2 separate regions of the Homo sapiens genome follow, and region 1 is linked to region 2. A link is a loop called in an ENCODE intact Hi-C map of the cell type or tissue named here. Cell type or tissue: Calu3. All regions are shown on one strand. Each heading gives the region's core, and the rest is flanking DNA. Links, peaks and the distances in the headings are about the cores only.

What was found. Hi-C counts contacts between places; a loop is a spot of excess contacts. Peaks named below come from ENCODE experiments on the same cell type or tissue, not always from the same donor. Only the 100,000 strongest peaks of a DNase experiment are listed, where the experiment ranks them.
Region 1: a loop joins it to region 2, with 2.2 times the contacts of the local background. A loop is called at or near these places in 3 of 110 quality-filtered maps.

Annotation. Positions count from the first base shown.
Region 1 is chr7:92,851,156-92,859,503 of GRCh38, reverse strand. The region is part of intron 1 of CDK6-AS1 (CDK6 antisense RNA 1); the gene reads right to left. Among named protein-coding and RNA genes, the nearest start is that of CDK6, 19 kb to the right of the region's middle. In Calu3, for the core only: no CTCF peak of the experiment used is centred there; no DNase peak of the experiment used is centred there.
Region 2 is chr7:92,912,058-92,920,405 of GRCh38, reverse strand. CDK6-AS1 (CDK6 antisense RNA 1) reads right to left here. Exons shown (of 2, transcript NR_110088.1): 2 at 3,219-3,569. Among named protein-coding and RNA genes, the nearest start is that of CDK6, 80 kb to the right of the region's middle. In Calu3, for the core only: no CTCF peak of the experiment used is centred there; a DNase peak (open chromatin) is centred at 3,335.

The sequences.
Region 1 (8,348 bases), core at 202-8,201, 61 kb after region 2:
AACCTCTGGAACAAACCAGAAGCAGAGGTTATTAAGCTATCAGAACTGTCTCTACTATGTACCTATTTTATTCTTCTCTCTTTGTATAGATGGCTTCCTGTGCTTCTCTAATCCATATTGTGGTTTAAAAAAAAAGTTGCCAATAGTTCCTGGTGTGTGTGTGTGTGTGTGTGTTCTTGTGTGTTCTTGATACAGCCACACACACAGTGCCTGGTGTTTTTCTCCTTCTTGTACAAAGGATGGCTTCTATTCTTGCTCTTGCTATTTTTTCTTTTTTTTTTTTTTTGGACAGAGTCTCGCTCTGTCACCAGGCTGGAGTGCAGTGGCGCGATCTCAGCTCACTGCAACCTCCACCTCCTGGTTTCAAGCAATTCCCCTGCCTCAGCCTCCCAAGTAGCTGGGACTACAGGCGCACGCCACCACGCCCAGTTAATTTTTTTGTATTTTAGTAGAGACAGGGTTTCACCATGTTGGCCAGGATGGTCTTGATCTCCTGACCTCGTGATCCGCCCGCCTCAGCCTCCCAAACTCTTGCTATTTTCTAAATTTCCTGGACAATGCCATCAATTAGACCAATCAGTTGTACTTTACTAGAAAGTTATATAACAGCCCCAAGTCAATTAAGTGGAAAGAGGTGGGTGAAGGGGCAATTCTGAGAAAACTTATTTGGCCAATTTCAGGTAGGTAAATGTCCATTATAATACTACACAAGGTATTTAACCTGGACTTTTCCTAATTTTGTTGTGATAAAAGCCTTTGTAAATACATTTCTGCACATTTAGCAGATTATTTCCTTTGGTCAAACTTGTTTAAGGATTTTGACTCATGAGTAAAAAATGATTTTCCAGAATGATGGCAAGACACCACCAGCAGCAGGATGTAAGCTTGCCTATGTCACTGCTCTTTACCATGTCATACTTGACATCATAACTTTTCATTTTTTTCTAATTTGATTGCATATTTAGTTCTAACTTTAGTTATTTTGTAATTTGGGAGCTTATTCCTTGCTGGCTCCCTGATGTCTTCGAAGTCCAATATAATTATATTATTACTAATAAGATCCCTAAATTCTAAGTCTCTGTAATTTACAAAACGCTTCTCTGATCAAGCACTTTTGGGCTTTATGAAGCGTCCTTTATATTCTTTGAAGTACAATATATACTTAGTCCCTACTCTATGACTTTCGGCTCAAGCATGTGTTTTAATCATCTCTGAATTCTTTGAAACACTTTATTCAAAGATTTTCATGTAATACATGCTCAATAAATACTTGTTGAGTATAATGTGGCTGTGTCTTTGTTTTGTGCTGCTACCACAGAATACCTGAAACTGGGTAATTTATAAAGAGCAGAAATTTATTTCTCACAGTTCTGGAGGCTGGACAGTTCAAGATCAAGGTGCCAGCATGTTTGGTATGAGGGCCCAGTCTCTGCTTCCAAGCTGGTGCCTTGAATGCAGCATCCTTCAGGAGTGAGGAATGCTGTTCTTCACATGGCATAAGAGCTCAAGAACAAAGAAGCAAAAGGGGCCAAACCCTCTCTTTTATAAAGGCATCAATCCCACTGATGAGGGCGAAGTTCTTTTGGCCAAATAACCTCTTAAATGGTCTCATCATTGCCTGTGACAATAACAGTTAAATTTCAACATGAGTTTTAGAGGAGACAAACATTCAAAGCATAGCAGATTTTAAGGAATAGAAAAATTCTGAAACCTGTTTCTAAGGTTCGTTATCCTCCAAGGCCATTTCTGTAATAGCAAAGAAAGGTAAGGTGGTTTGCCAAAATCTGTCTAGTCTCTCTAATATAAACATTCCCACCAATGTAGACAGTGCCATGTCTTCACATTATTGCTAAGTTGCAACCACTCTTTCTTTGACATATCTCTAGTATGTATCTTTTTTTTTTTTTAACACTACTCTTATTGCCATTATCCCGGTCCAGGTTCTCCTGATAACACTTGTCTTCACATAAGAAGGCAGAAAAAATTATATACCTATACTTGTTACACATAAATTATATATAATATATAAAATCATAAATTTTGTAGTTATTTATATTAATATATGTTGTATGATTATATTTATATGTTATATACTTTTATATTTTAATATATGTGGAGGAATTACATATGGAGATATTAACCAAGTTTTTTGCTGTTGTCTTGGTGATCACTACCTCCAGAGCAAATAGCATTCACAGCCTCTGGGGAACATTTATTTGTCCCAGAGAAAGCAGGGCACAAGTTATCATGAGGAAAAACAAAGAAGGCAATAGGCTTTTAAAAAATTTACAACAGAGGACTTAGTCTTGAAAGCCAATGAGCTTTTGATTTCAGATAGCCCAGTTTTTTGAAAAAGAAGTGTTTTGAGCACTAAAAGTTTGGCACTGAATATAAAAAGCCAAAACCCTGAAGAACTTGGTCCATAAAGTTTATACCATAGAGATAAGAGTAGTATCTAACAATAAAAGGGTGAGTTTTTCTGCCCCTACAAGGAGAGGTCTTGGTTGTTATACCACGGGCAGATAAGAGAGCTAGGAAGGAGCCTTACTCCACTTCTCCCCAGGGTTCAAACCAGAATGAAGTTCCAGGGGCTAAGTGAGGTGGAGTTTAGGAGTAGCCTCGAGCACCCGCAGTGTGATACCAGAGAACAACTGACAGCCACTGTACCCCAAAGAGAGGTGTATATGTGACTGAAAGGAGGCCATCAGATCCCAGAATCCTGATGGTTGGAAAAAGGAGGAGGTAGTTTATAGTCTTCATAACCAGGAATTCTGTAAGGTTGTGGTCTCCTAACATAGGCCAAAGGGATAGAGGCAGACAACCAAAAACCATATGGAATTTCTCTCTCAGCAGATGCCAGTGGAAGATCAAGGACAAATGAAGAGCAAATATCCCCTTCCTGGTTATTGCGTAAATTTAGCACAAACCTCCAGAAACTCAGATGTAACTTAAGGAAAAGTGCGCAGAAATCAATCCTGATTGAGGATTTTAAAATAAAATTGTAAAAACTGAGCTCCCTTAAAATCAACAAGATTAATTTTTTCACCATTATGTAGAATAAAGACTTAAAATAGAGGGTAAAATGAGAGGAAAGGGATACTAATTTCTATATTTATGTATAATACATAATACACTTAAGCATATATTATTACATAGTATAATTATTATATAATTACATATTATTACATAATATATTATATACATAATGCATATTATGTATAAATATAAAATATTTAAGTATATACTTACTATATTATATACATAATGCATATTATGTTTCTAGTTATATATAAAATATTTAAGTATATACTTACTATATTATATATATAATATGCATGTTGGGTATATACTGCCCCACATACATAATATGCATTATGTATATAATATAGTAAGTATATACTTAAATATTTTATATATTTCAATATTTGAAAATTTCCATCTGTATGAAAAAATTAAGACATACATGTTCTCAATACCAAAAATCATAATTTGAGACCAAGAGACTAAATATAGTGTGATATATCTATAACACACACACACACATACGCACACACACATACTGTTGGTAGTGATTCACTTTATCCTGGAAAGATAATATTAAATAGGTGGTACAGCTTACACTTGATAGTATCTTAGAATCAAGAAGCCATGTTAGTATTTGTTTTATCAAACTCACTGATGTGTAGACATCCTTGGAGAGGCAGAATGGCATATGATGCAGGGGTGAGACTTGAGAATCCCAACTTCACCAGTTTTGAGCTATCTAGGGCAAGTTTTGTAACCTTTCTGGAACGAATAATAAAATTCCAAACTTCTAGGGCTGATGAAAAGAGTAAATAAATTAATGCCCATAAAGAACTTAGTTATGCACCTACCTCATAGTAAGCAGAAAATAAACATTGTTATTATTATCATTTGTGAACATTTTAAAGCATAATGTTTGCTTTTCTGTGTCACGCTTCTGAATGTTATTTATAAATGTGCACGATCTAACTATTATACAACAAAGAAACTCTTGGATTTTAAAGTTAGTCTTTAATTTACACACAATCATCTCTATGGGGTAGAAAAAATTCTAAAACAAACTCTAAACTCATTCTTAATTTTAAAATGGTTAAATACACTTAATTCAAACTGCCATGTGTAATTGAGACCAAGAGTCTGTGAAAAAGCCAAGCCAGAGAAAATAGGAGATTCCAAATGGTGCTTGATAAACATTCATTCAGTACCACAAATACTTATACAGGGGAAAAGATGAATTATTTAATTGGGCAGCAGTTATTGTTAAAGGAAAATAAAGTGGAAAAAACTGAAATATTTAGGTACCTATCAAGAAGTGATGAAAGCCAGCTGTGGAAATATTCTGTAAGAGAGTTTCTGTATTACAAAGGAAATAGCTGTACAATGTCAAGAAGGGAACTGGCGAGATGGAAAGCAAGGAAACCCACAACAATAGTCATAGTCACAAAAGCAGTGTCCACATATAAACTCGGCATCTTCTTACTGTGCTGTGGTTTGAAGATTTTGTTTCATCACTGTTATCACCTCACCTCTGTGAGATCAGCAGGTGGAAGCAGAAACCAGCCAGGGGTGGACTGCAAAGAGAATAGAACTAATGATTAGAATAAGTCATGTAAATATCTTTCTTAAGAATTTGATGATGGAGAAATGTAAGGCATTAACCTAGTAAGAAAAGAAGCTGGGTTAGATAAAGAATGGTTGTTTGGATCACTTGTTTTAACTTCTGTAATGTCTTGAGCACACATACGGCCAGAAAAAAAAGCACGAGAGCAGGGGATGGCGGAGGAAGCCAGAATGTGTGGGCACAGATTGAAGGCTGAGACTTGGAAAGGGGTAGAAATGTTGCCTCTGGGATAATAGGAAGTAGATAAAAATAGGTTTAAGCCTAGAAGTCTGATGATGGCAAGGGAGCTAAACTCAGGGAATTTGTACCTAACAATCTTTTCTTAGAGAAGCAACTGGCTAGAAAATCTCTGAAAGTGAAGTGAGAGGAAATACACTGAAAGAAAATGTTGTTAATAAATACCAGTGTTTTGTTTGCTCCTTTGAAAACACTGCTTCACTTTCTGTAATGAGATAATTAAAGTCTTATCTCAAGAAACATGGTTAAATATGACTGCGGAAAACTCAGGCTATAAAAACTCAGGCTTCTAGGCAGAGTCTACCTATAGAAGGACTGATACCCTGCTTACATAGCTTTGTCTGGGGCTCAACAATTGCTTTTGATAACATTTTCTTTAAGAAACTTGGGAGTTAATACTGGGTATTGCATTTATAATTTATTTGGAATAAAATATTCTGGTACTTCATGAATGTCCTTAAAAAATCTAAGAAACAAGAAAATATTAGGGCCTTTCCCTAGTACGAAAAAAAAATGTCAAGCCTAGGAAGGAATTGATGTGTCCTTCCAGCTTTATTAGAAACCCAAACCACTGATTATCAGGTCTGGTGTGTGCTGCTTGGTTGCCCTGAACAAATGAGCCACGGACACAATTATAAAAGAAAGACATCAGACTAGGCAAACTATCATTTCGAAAGAATTAAGACAGCCATATTGTATGTTAATTATCAGCTCATCTACCTCCTCCCTGGTGTCACTTCTCTTCAGAGGCTACTTAATCTCATTGAGACAAGACAGCCTGCCTAATTGATACAGAAAACGAACGCCTTTTGATCTTATATCAAACAAGAGTTAGACTAAGAGATGGATACAGCAGGCAAGATGACTGTCTTCCAAAGGAGAATTAACGCTGCAGGAAGGAAAGTAGGAAAGCAGTAATATCTTACTTCGGAATTCCATAGACCAGGTTTACTTAAATAAGGATTGAAAAGTAATAAGTTCATCCCACTGAATGAATAGGGTTTGTTTGTTCTTAGTGATAAAGCACAAAGAATACTGCAGCTGTGAAATCTTTCAAAATTATCGATTTTCAGATAAGTGTTACATTAGTGATGGAAAGCACAATAGAAGTATAATAAATGTGAGAACACCTGCCTTTTAGCACTTAACTGTAAAGGACAGGGGTTTGTTAACATTAACCTTTACTGCTGCCATATACTGCCCCTACTAAATAATTTTCTAGGAAGAGAAGAAATTTCTTGGAAGAGACTTGTGATTTAAATAGCATTCAGTGTGCTTTGTATAGAAATTATTTAGCTACAGGGGTGAGGAACCGGCTTTGCAATGACCAGAGTATCTGTGAATATACTAGTGTGTCTGTGAAGTTATCAGGCCATTATTTATACATCAAGAAAATCGTAGAAAGGGATGTTCTCTATTCTAATGCAAAAGGTAATTTAATAATTGTATCTGTTACAGTTTACATAGTTAATATAACGGTAGTTCGGAGAACTAGTCCAAGAGTATGATTACATGAGTGAGATTAAATAAATGTTGGTATTCAGGGAGAAAATATTAGGAAGAATACAGTGTTTTCTTTTTAGATACAGATGATTTGAAAAATAACATGCTCTCTAGTTTAGTGGTTCTACCAATTGGATCACAGTCTTGATATATATGAAAAACTTAGGATATCTGATATTTGGAAAAGTATATCCTCCCACAAACTGACATTTTTTAAGGCCGGGAACTATGAAGAAATACTACAAAACACTGCCAGAAAGGAATGAAGGCAGAATAAAATAACACCTTTTTCTTACCAGAGACAATATCTATAATGATGAATAACCAAATCAACAACAATTAATATTGATTTAAATGAGTCTGGTAAAAAAAAATATGGTTGTCTGATTAGAATAGAGTATATGAGTGTCTTCAAAATAAATTCTGGCCCTCTTGGGATTTTTCTTCCAGTAATTCACAAGTCCACACTTTAAACCTTTAAACTACTCACTACCAAATTGTCCATTTCTTTCTTCTCATTTAAAATTTACACTGGTTCTTTGTTCTACCACCTTAAAGGCACCATGGCTGCTGTTTACTGAACTCCTATGAGACCCACTTCCACTTTCTAAATTAATGCAGCACGTGGCTTTTGATTTTCCTCCACACCGTTATTCTTCATCGTGACCTCTGACAACTTCAAAATTCATGCTAGGGACCCATGAGATACCTCAACTATATAATCCCATAATCTTGCTACCTGTAATCCTCCAACCCCACCCAACCTGAGTGATGCACCAGCAAGATCATTCGCTGAATTTAATTATTACCAGTGCTAAGAATATTCATTCTCCACACACAATCACGGTTCTACCACTGTACCTCTCCACCTTCCCATCTCCCTCTTTGTTTTCTGCTCACCAAGTTCGATAAACACTAAAACCCTCATAGTTTAATGCATCCATTAACTTTCTATAAAAAGGAAGGTTCTTCTAGTTTCTTCTTTTCAGCCCTTTTTATCATCCTTTCTAACACCGAGTCTCAGTTCTCATTACCCACCATATCAGTGGGCAAACTTACATCATACACACTCTCTAATTTTTCTGCTTTTGCTGATGAGCATTGCTGGAGAAAACCTGGGACTGCCCTGGCTCACTATAACATACTGATGCTAGCTTCCACTGTGCTGGAAACGCCAACAACAATCCTCTGATTCATTGCTGGGAACATTCTCCCTAACAGCTCTACAATCATTCTTACTCACTTACCCAAAGCCTTTTGTATCTTTTCTATACCATTCATGCAACGACTTTCTGAAGCAATCAACTACAAACTGGTCTCATCTACCCTCCCCTCCTCTTCACCTCAATATACAGATGTCTCTTCACTTAACTCTCTCCATTTCCATATGCCTTAAAGGCACTATTACCACCATTTACCTAACCCCCAATCCTATATTTTTAGCCTTGAGATCTCTCCTGAAGTCCAGTGCCACATTAAAAGTTTCTTATAACATGTCCCAGTGCTTAGTCTAGAGCTGGCACAGGGTTGATACCCAGTAGATATTTATCGAATGAATGAATAAATGAATCTATACCTGAATGTGCTACTTTCAAAACAATTCTAAAAAAAAAGTAGAGTTACTGGAAAAGAAAGAAAAAGAATCATCAAAGAGAAAGAATGTTTTATTTTGGGGTAGAAAGCAGCTTTCTGCTCCTTCTACTCCAGCTGCTACTATTATCTTCAAATCTAGTATTGAAGCATTCCAGCGATTTTTTTTTTAACTGAGGTTTTTAGGGTTGTTTGGAATATGGAATTGGGCATACATAAGATTAATCCAGCTGAAATAAAAACAACCTGATTGGATATGTAATATTTTAAAGGGCAATAGTTAAATACATATTACTTAAATACACAGTATATCTAAAGTTATATCCTTATAAAAGCAGAAGGTGCATAAAACCACCCCCGAACCATTCTGATC
Region 2 (8,348 bases), core at 41-8,040:
CTCCTTCCTTATACCTTATACAAAAATCAACTCAAAATGGATCAAAGAGTCCCTCCTAGGACCATAAAAATCCTAGAAGAAATCCTGAGCAATACCATTCAGGACGTAGGCATGGGCAAAGACTTCATGACACCAAAAGCAATGGCAACAAAAGCCAAAACTGATAAATGGGATCTAATTAAACTAAAGAGCTTCTGCACAGCAAAAGAAACTATCATCAGAGTGAACAGGCAACCTACAGAATGGGAGAAAATTTTTGCAATCTATCCATCTGACAAAGGGCTAATATCCATAATCTACAAAGAACTTAAACAAATTTACAAGAAAAAAACAACCCCATCAAAAAGTGGGCAAAGGATATGAACAGACCCTTCTCAAAAGAAGACATTTATGCAGCCAACAGACATATGAAAAAAAGTTCATCATCGCTGGTCAGTAGGGAAATGCAAATCAAAACCACAAGATACCATCTCACACCTGTTAGAATGGCAATCATTAAAAAGTCAGGAAACAACAGATGATGGAGAGGATGTGGAGAAATAGGAATGCTTTTACACTGTTGCTGTGAGTGCAAATTAGTTCAACCATTGTGGAAGACAGTGTGGCGATTCCTCAAGGATCTAGAACTAGAAATACCATTTGACCCAGCAATCCCATTACTGGGTATATACCCAAAGGATTATAAATCATTCTACTATAAAGACACATGCACATATATGTTTATTATGGCACCATTCACAATAGCAAAGACTTGGAACCAACCCAAATGCCCATCAATGATAGACTGGATAAAGAAAATGTGGCACATATACACCATGGAATACTATGCAGCCATAAAAAAGGATGAGTTCATGTCCTTTGTAGGGACATGGATGAAGCTGGAAACCATCATTCTTAGCAAACTATCACAAGAACAGAAAACCAAACACCACATGTTCTCACTCATAAGTGGGAGTTGAACAATGAGAATACATAGACATAGGGAGGGGAACATCACATACCAGGGCCTGTCGGGGTGGGGGGCTAGGAGAGGGATAGCATTAGGAGAAATACCTCAAGTAGTGGATGGATTCGCGGGTGCAGCAAACCACCATGGCACATGCATACCTATGTAACAAAACTGCAGGTTCTGCACATGCACCCCAGAACTTAAAGATAATTTTTAAAAAAATAGAAAAAAAAGAAACACAGAACAATCACAATTAATAGGAAATATGAAGTATGAAGACTTGGAAGTTATAAAATTGATGATCAAGATAAAAGTCTATTAGGTGTGATGGAAAATTTTAACGACAAACTTATAAGACAAACTGGTTAAAAAGGGGCAGAAACAGAGTTGACCAACACACTGAGCCATAGCTTTTTCTGTGTTTCCTTTTATCATGGCTGTGGCTTTCTGACACTCTGCAAAACAAGGCAAATGTCTTATTATGATTGCTAAACAGACTAACCCAGGCTCAGAAATAATCAGTATTATTTGCAAGTGATGGTCACATGTGTGCTCATGCATCCAGAGTTGTAGCTGGCATTTTATGAAATGACACAAAAGATTCTGTGCATCTTCAATTTTCCAGATTTAATGAGTGTCTTTTCAGAACAGAGGACTGTTACAAGAATGGTGGAGAGATATCAGGAAGGTCATTCCCCTTTCCCCTGGGGAGCTTTAAGCATGTATAGTTAGGATGAATCACTTATATCCATGCACAATTAAATAGGTCTGCTGCAGAGCAACCTGTGAACAAATGCGGGTCAAAATATCAGTATGTGTATCCATGTTGAAGTGATGCTGATAAACAGGAATAAAAAGAATCAGGTGGAAGGTTTTCAAAACAGTATCAGTAAAACTGATGAACTTAATTTCATGGGGAGGAAAGGGTAAAATATTCTAGCATATGCAAAGTTATGGAAGTAGAAGCAAATACTTCATCACAGTCTACCTCATCACAGTGGAATAGTATGTTTTATTATTATAATCGTTATTAGTATTCCTATTTGAGAATGGGAGATGGCTGAACATGTAAATTAACCTGCCCCAAGTCACATAGTGAGTTACCAGTGCAGCTAAAATAAGTGATATTTTAGGAACAGTTTACATCATGAAACACTGAAGCTGTATATTTTTTCAATAAATGATAGTACTCTAGGTAGTTCTTAGACAACAATGAGTAGAAACTAAACTATATTTTTAAAGGGCTTACTTAATAAATATTGCAAAAGATAGGGCAAAGAGCTTTCTTATTCCCCTAGTGAAGAAAGCCAGGGTATTTTTTTAAAGGAAGAAGAATCATTAACAGTATTTCCTGAAGGAGAATAAAGCCTTCCAGCCTGCATCAGAATTCCACATTACTACCCGAATTCTAAGATTAAGGGTGTGTTTTACCCACACCCTAGATTTTTGGGAACACAGGCTCAGCATTATGTAAGGTCCACTAAGGAGGATAATGTGACTCTTCTCTTTACGGGAAAGCCCTTATCCTGATCTTATATATATATATATCATATATATATATATATATATATATATATCATATATATATATATATATATATATCTCATATATATATATATATCATATATATATATCATATATATATATCATATATATATCATATATAAAAATCATATATGAGTCATATATATCATATATATGATTCTATCTATATAGCAATATATAGATATATATTTCTATATATAAATATAGAAATTATATATATATATATATTTCTTTTTTAAATGCACTTTATCCTTTAGCCAAACTGCCAGATCACTCAGATTGGCACACATCTATTTATCTCTACTGTCAGCTCCTGTAAATGGTAGCATTTACCCAAGACAGAAAAATCTCCTGGAATAACCAGTATACTTGTTTCAATAATCTGCAGAGCCATAAATGAGAATGATTCAGAATAGAAGAGTAGCTGGTTTCAAATACTATTTCATTTTCCTCCCAGCCCACTACTAGAGTCTAGTACACTACTGTATAGTGTGGGCCTTTGTGGAGGCTTCTATTTCCCACCTGTATTTCTTTTTCTTTTTCCAGCAACAGTCTGCCTTTGTGCCAACTCCTAAATAACCATAAATTTTGTTCTTATAAACCTTAATGAATGCTTGGCCAAGATGCTGTAACTATTGGCTTCTATATTGGAGCATAAATGGAAAGGGGGAAAAAAGTGCACTGTGAAAAACTGGATAAAATGGAAAAAAGATCACAGCAAACCCAAAGTCGCAATTTGCCTTTAATGTGAAGGAGGCCTTGTTTTCACGGTGTGGCAGCTTTCAGGGGTTTTAATCTCAAAGTGGCTGATCAATTTAAGGTAAGTGGCAGGCATTTGGCCTGGTTCCCAGGCTTTGCTTTGCTGCTCTGAGAAAAGAAAGGATTCAGTCAGACACACAGACAAGAGGCATCATCAGCGGCTCCCACATTCCAAGCATTTTAACACAGATTAGGTTGGCATGATTCTACTGTTTACTGAAATCTCCTAGGTGTTGCATTTTTCCTTTTCCTTGCTGCAGTTATCCAAGATGGTTTTCTCAGGTCAAGACCTTCATATGCCAAATAGCTTGCAGTGCTGTGAAGGGAAAAGAAGAGCAGAGGTCAAGACTTCTGATTAAAATGCTATTTCACTTGCTTGCTGCAAAATATGAGACTTCAGACAGCAGGTAATTGAGCACTGAACTTTTTGCCTAAGGCATACATTGAGACAGGAACTGTTTTACATGCATGCCTGAGGGGGAAAAAAAACAAAGATAATTTCTTTAACAAGGACAAACTTAATTCAACTAGGAATGCCCAAAGGATTAACAGGGTGATCTGTAGTTATTCTTGCTTCAGATTTTATAAGCATGAGGCTTACAGATAATGTTGAACAAGATTACAACCAATATAGTCCATTTTTAAATTAATATTTTTACACCATATACTCTTTATTTTTTCAAACAGCAATATTAAATGAGTTCAACAGACCCCTTACCACTGTCTCATCTTCTTAGCAAAAGTTAATTTTTTAATCCATTTGACCTATAACATAGGTTAAATAAAATATGCATTCCATCGATTAAGCCAAAAAACAAATAAATTGTCTCTCATATATTTTGGCTATATTATACCATATAGAAAATTTGTATTTTAAAATACATTTTCACAGTTTTTAAAGATACTTTGCCTTACTTTAATATAATCAAGAACACCTTCCCATTAGTCATCTTCATGGCAGATCTCCTCATGTTTTATTTCTAAGAATTTTATCAAAATAAGAAACTACTATAGATTTTTAAAAGTAATTTTTCTAGCTATTATACTTTTCAAAAGCAATGTTGAATTATTACACTTACTATACCTAGAAATGCCTTCCTAACATTTCATACATTTACATTGACTTATTTCTTCCAAAACTAACACATGGTTGCACTTGAGTAACTTATATTAAGAATAAGTGTTCTTCAAAAAAATTAGCCAGGCATGGTGGCAGGCGCCTGTAGTCCCAGCTACTCAGGAGGCTGAGGCGGGAGAATGGCGTGAACCCAGGAGGCAGAGGTTGCAGTGAGCCGAGATCACGCCACTGCACTCCAGCCTGGGTGACAGAGCGAGACTCCATCTCAAAAAAAAAAAAAGAATAAGTATTCTTGTTTGTAAGGGTTAGCTTAGAAACTAATGCAACTATAACCAGTTATCTTAACTTCAGTTGTTATATATGCAAGTGTGGCTTTTAAAAAATAATATATGACTTTTCACTGATTAAAGAAAAAAAATAGAGTCAGAAAAGAAGCAGCTAGCAACCGTCCTTCTGCTGTTGCCGCATATGTCTTATCAACCTGTGATACTTGTCAACATGTGATACTTGGAACTGCAGCAGCCATCTTGCGAACATGAAAAGAGCCAGCCTAAGAGGCCTAGCTGAAGTGCTGAGGATGGCAGACAGGAAAGATGGAAAAAGTATGGTTTTAAATTATGTCATTGAGCCATTGAACCAACAATCCTGGGTCCACTCAACTTGAGATTTCTTCTTATGTAAGATAATAGATTCCCTTTCATTCATGCAATCATATTTGTTGAGCATCTACCATGTCCCAGACCCTATTCTAGGTGTCTGAAGTAGCTCAGTGAACAAAACACAAGATCCCTACCCTTGTGGAACTCACATTCTAGCCAAGAGAGATTATAATAAACTAAAAACGTTAAGTAAGAAAATTCTATAGTATGTTAGGAAATAGTAAGCAGAAAAAAATTGATAAGAGGAGCATGGCAAAAAGAATCAAGAATGCTAGGATCAAAGGGACAGGTTTTGATGTTGAATAAAGTGAGAATTTGGCTTCACTGAAGAAGTGAGATTTGAACAAACACTTGAAGGAAATGAAGGACTTATTTCTTAAGCCAGTGGAAGATAGGTTGTATTTTTCTTATTGTTGACAATCCTCTAAGTGAGAGAGAGATATGGGAAGAGAGAGAAAGACAGAGAGAGATTTGGGATAGTGTCTGATTCCAGCTCCTCTTTGATTCTTCTTAGTTCCAGTCAACCAAATGACTTTTTCCTTTGCTTAAGTTTCGGCTGGGTTTCTGTCACTTGTCACTTGAAGACAGATTAGTAAGTTTTCGTTAGTCATAAATAAACTATCTCTGGTTCCAGGAACAGCCAGCCCAAATAGATATTGAGCCATAATTCCATCCTCTGTATAAAGAGCTTTATTGCCCACACTGGGGGTGTCCAGGCATCCATAAAACATGGCCTGTGAGGTTTTCAGCTTCCCAAGTGGAGTGAGAAGATGCTCAGGACTGGGGGGGGAGCTAAAAAGAGAAGCTCTATTTTGGGACTGGTAGTAAAAATTGATGGGCATATTCTAAAAGGGTAAATCTGCAGGAAGAAAGGTAAAATAAATAACAGAGAAAAAGAGGTGAACAACTAAAAAATGTATACTGTACCTAGGAGATAGGAACAGAGAACACTAGCTAGAAGCAACATCTCCCATTTTTTTGTAAAATGGGTTCAATGAGAATACCTACCTCATAAGACCCTCACAGGGTTATTGTGATTAAATGACATAATGCATGTAACCACAGGGCTATGATTTGGTAACTGTTCCATAAAAATTGGCCATATACCTTTACTATATCTATTTGTATTTGGTTCTTTTTGGGAGGCATACTACACAAGTTTATTTCAAAACATTGCTGTCGGATAAGAGATTTATGGATTCTGTGTGATTACGGATATTAACTAGAGAATCTCTGTATGTTGTTATATATTTGGGAGTGTCTTAGTCCATTCAGACTGCTATAACAAAATACCTTACACTGGGTGCTCAAAAATACCAGTAAATAAATTGCAATGCAGTGAGAGATTGTTTTTTAATGTGATGACAGTGCATAATTTCAATAGGGTCAGAGAAAACTGGATGCTCATATTGAAGGCTGACTTACAGACTTACAAAAATACACATTTATTTCTCACAGTCCCAGAGGTTGGGAAGTCCAAGATCAAGGCACCAGCAGATTCAGTGTCTGGTGAGGAATCTCTGCTTTACAGATGACACCTTGTTGCTTCGTCTTCACATGGCAGTATGGGCAAGGCGGCTCCCTTCAACCTCCTTTATAAGAAGCACTAATCCCATTCATGAAGACAGAGCCCTCGTAACTTTATTCCCAAAAGACTCTCACTTCTTAATACTATCATACTGGGTGCTAGGTTCCAACGTATGAATTTGAGGGAGATGCCAACATTCAGACCATAATAGGGAGGATGGGACAGTGTATGTGTGTGTATGTGTGTGTGTGTGCATGTATATATATGCATGCTAGTGCATGTTCACTTCTTGACTTCTCATGGTATTATTATGCTCTCAATTATCTTGCTTCCCCCCTCATCTTTCTTCCACGTCCAATTTGTCATTGACTCCAAGAGAGGTAGTTGAGGTATATTTAAAAATCAAAGCTGGCCTTGGAATTAGAACCCCACGTTAAATCTGTTATTAGTTCTGTGACGCTAAGAAAATCACTTAGTCTCTCAGAGCCTCAGTTTGTCACCTTCAAATCAATGAGAAAACCACACAGGCTCCTAGCATGACACCTATCCCATGGTAGATACTCAGGATACTTTGTTGAGCCTGCATCTTCTTTCATGATGTCTCTGAAATCTATGCCTTTCTTTTGTTACCTTTGCCACCCTGGAGCAGGACTTTATCCCCTCTCATCCAAGCCTCAGCCTCCAATCTGAACATCTAGTTTTCTCTGACCCAATTGAAGTCATGCACTGTCATCAGATTAAAAAATAATCTCTCACTGCATTGCAATTTATTTATTGGTATTTTTGAAGCAAACCACCAAAAATATCAAACTCTGATATTTTCCTTTCATACTTTTAGGTACATATGTTGTCAATATTGCCATTCTCTAGGCCTAAGAAGACCCTTTACTTGCTTAACTATTCCTAAATATTCTTTGTTAACACTTTCTCTGTGCTGTGTGACAACTCTCTCTTCTGAAGACTATATACTACTCTAAGCCCTGTAAGATACTAAGACAAATGAGTCCAAAAAATCTTGGCTCTACCACTCACCTGCAATAATATTAATAAAAACCACTATGTATTGTGCCCTTACATGGAAATATGCTATGATTTTATATGTGTTATCTCATATAATCCTCACAACAACCCTATAAGGTATTCTTATTATTATTTTATGAGAAAACTGTAGCTTGGGAATATTAAATCCATTTCCCATTATATAGATAGAAAGTGGTAGGGCACAGATTTGAACCCAGATCAAAGCCTAAACTCTTAAGCTCTCAGCTACTCTGCCTGTGTTATATTCTTGGAGAAATAATAGAAATGGCTGTACCATCAGACTGATTACAAAAGAGTTAACTACAACTTGCAAGTGGCATTAACTACTTACAACTACTTACAAATTACCTACTTATACATTCCTCAGAAATTTTTGCAACTCATTGTAGATATCTTAGTTAACGTCTCCTAGCTTCAACTATAAAATATCAGTGATATCACCTAGTTTATAGAGTTGATAGCAGTATTATTTGAATTACTGCCTTAATGTGGTTAAAGGGCTAGTATAGCTTCTGATATAGACACCCAATATATATTAGTTCCCTTCATGTCCTATGCTCCTTCTAATCAATTTAAATATTTGCTGCAACAGTTGGATTTTCATTTAATGCTCTCCATGGATTACCTCCTCACTGTCATTGATTAAAAAGCTAAAAGAACAGAGCAGGTCTTGTGAAGAAAGGAGTGCTCATTCTACAGCTGACTCAAGTGAGGCTTGATGATTTTCATGAAGTAACTGAAGGATTTTAGAGTCACTGATCATTTGTTCTCCATGTACTCAAAAGAGTG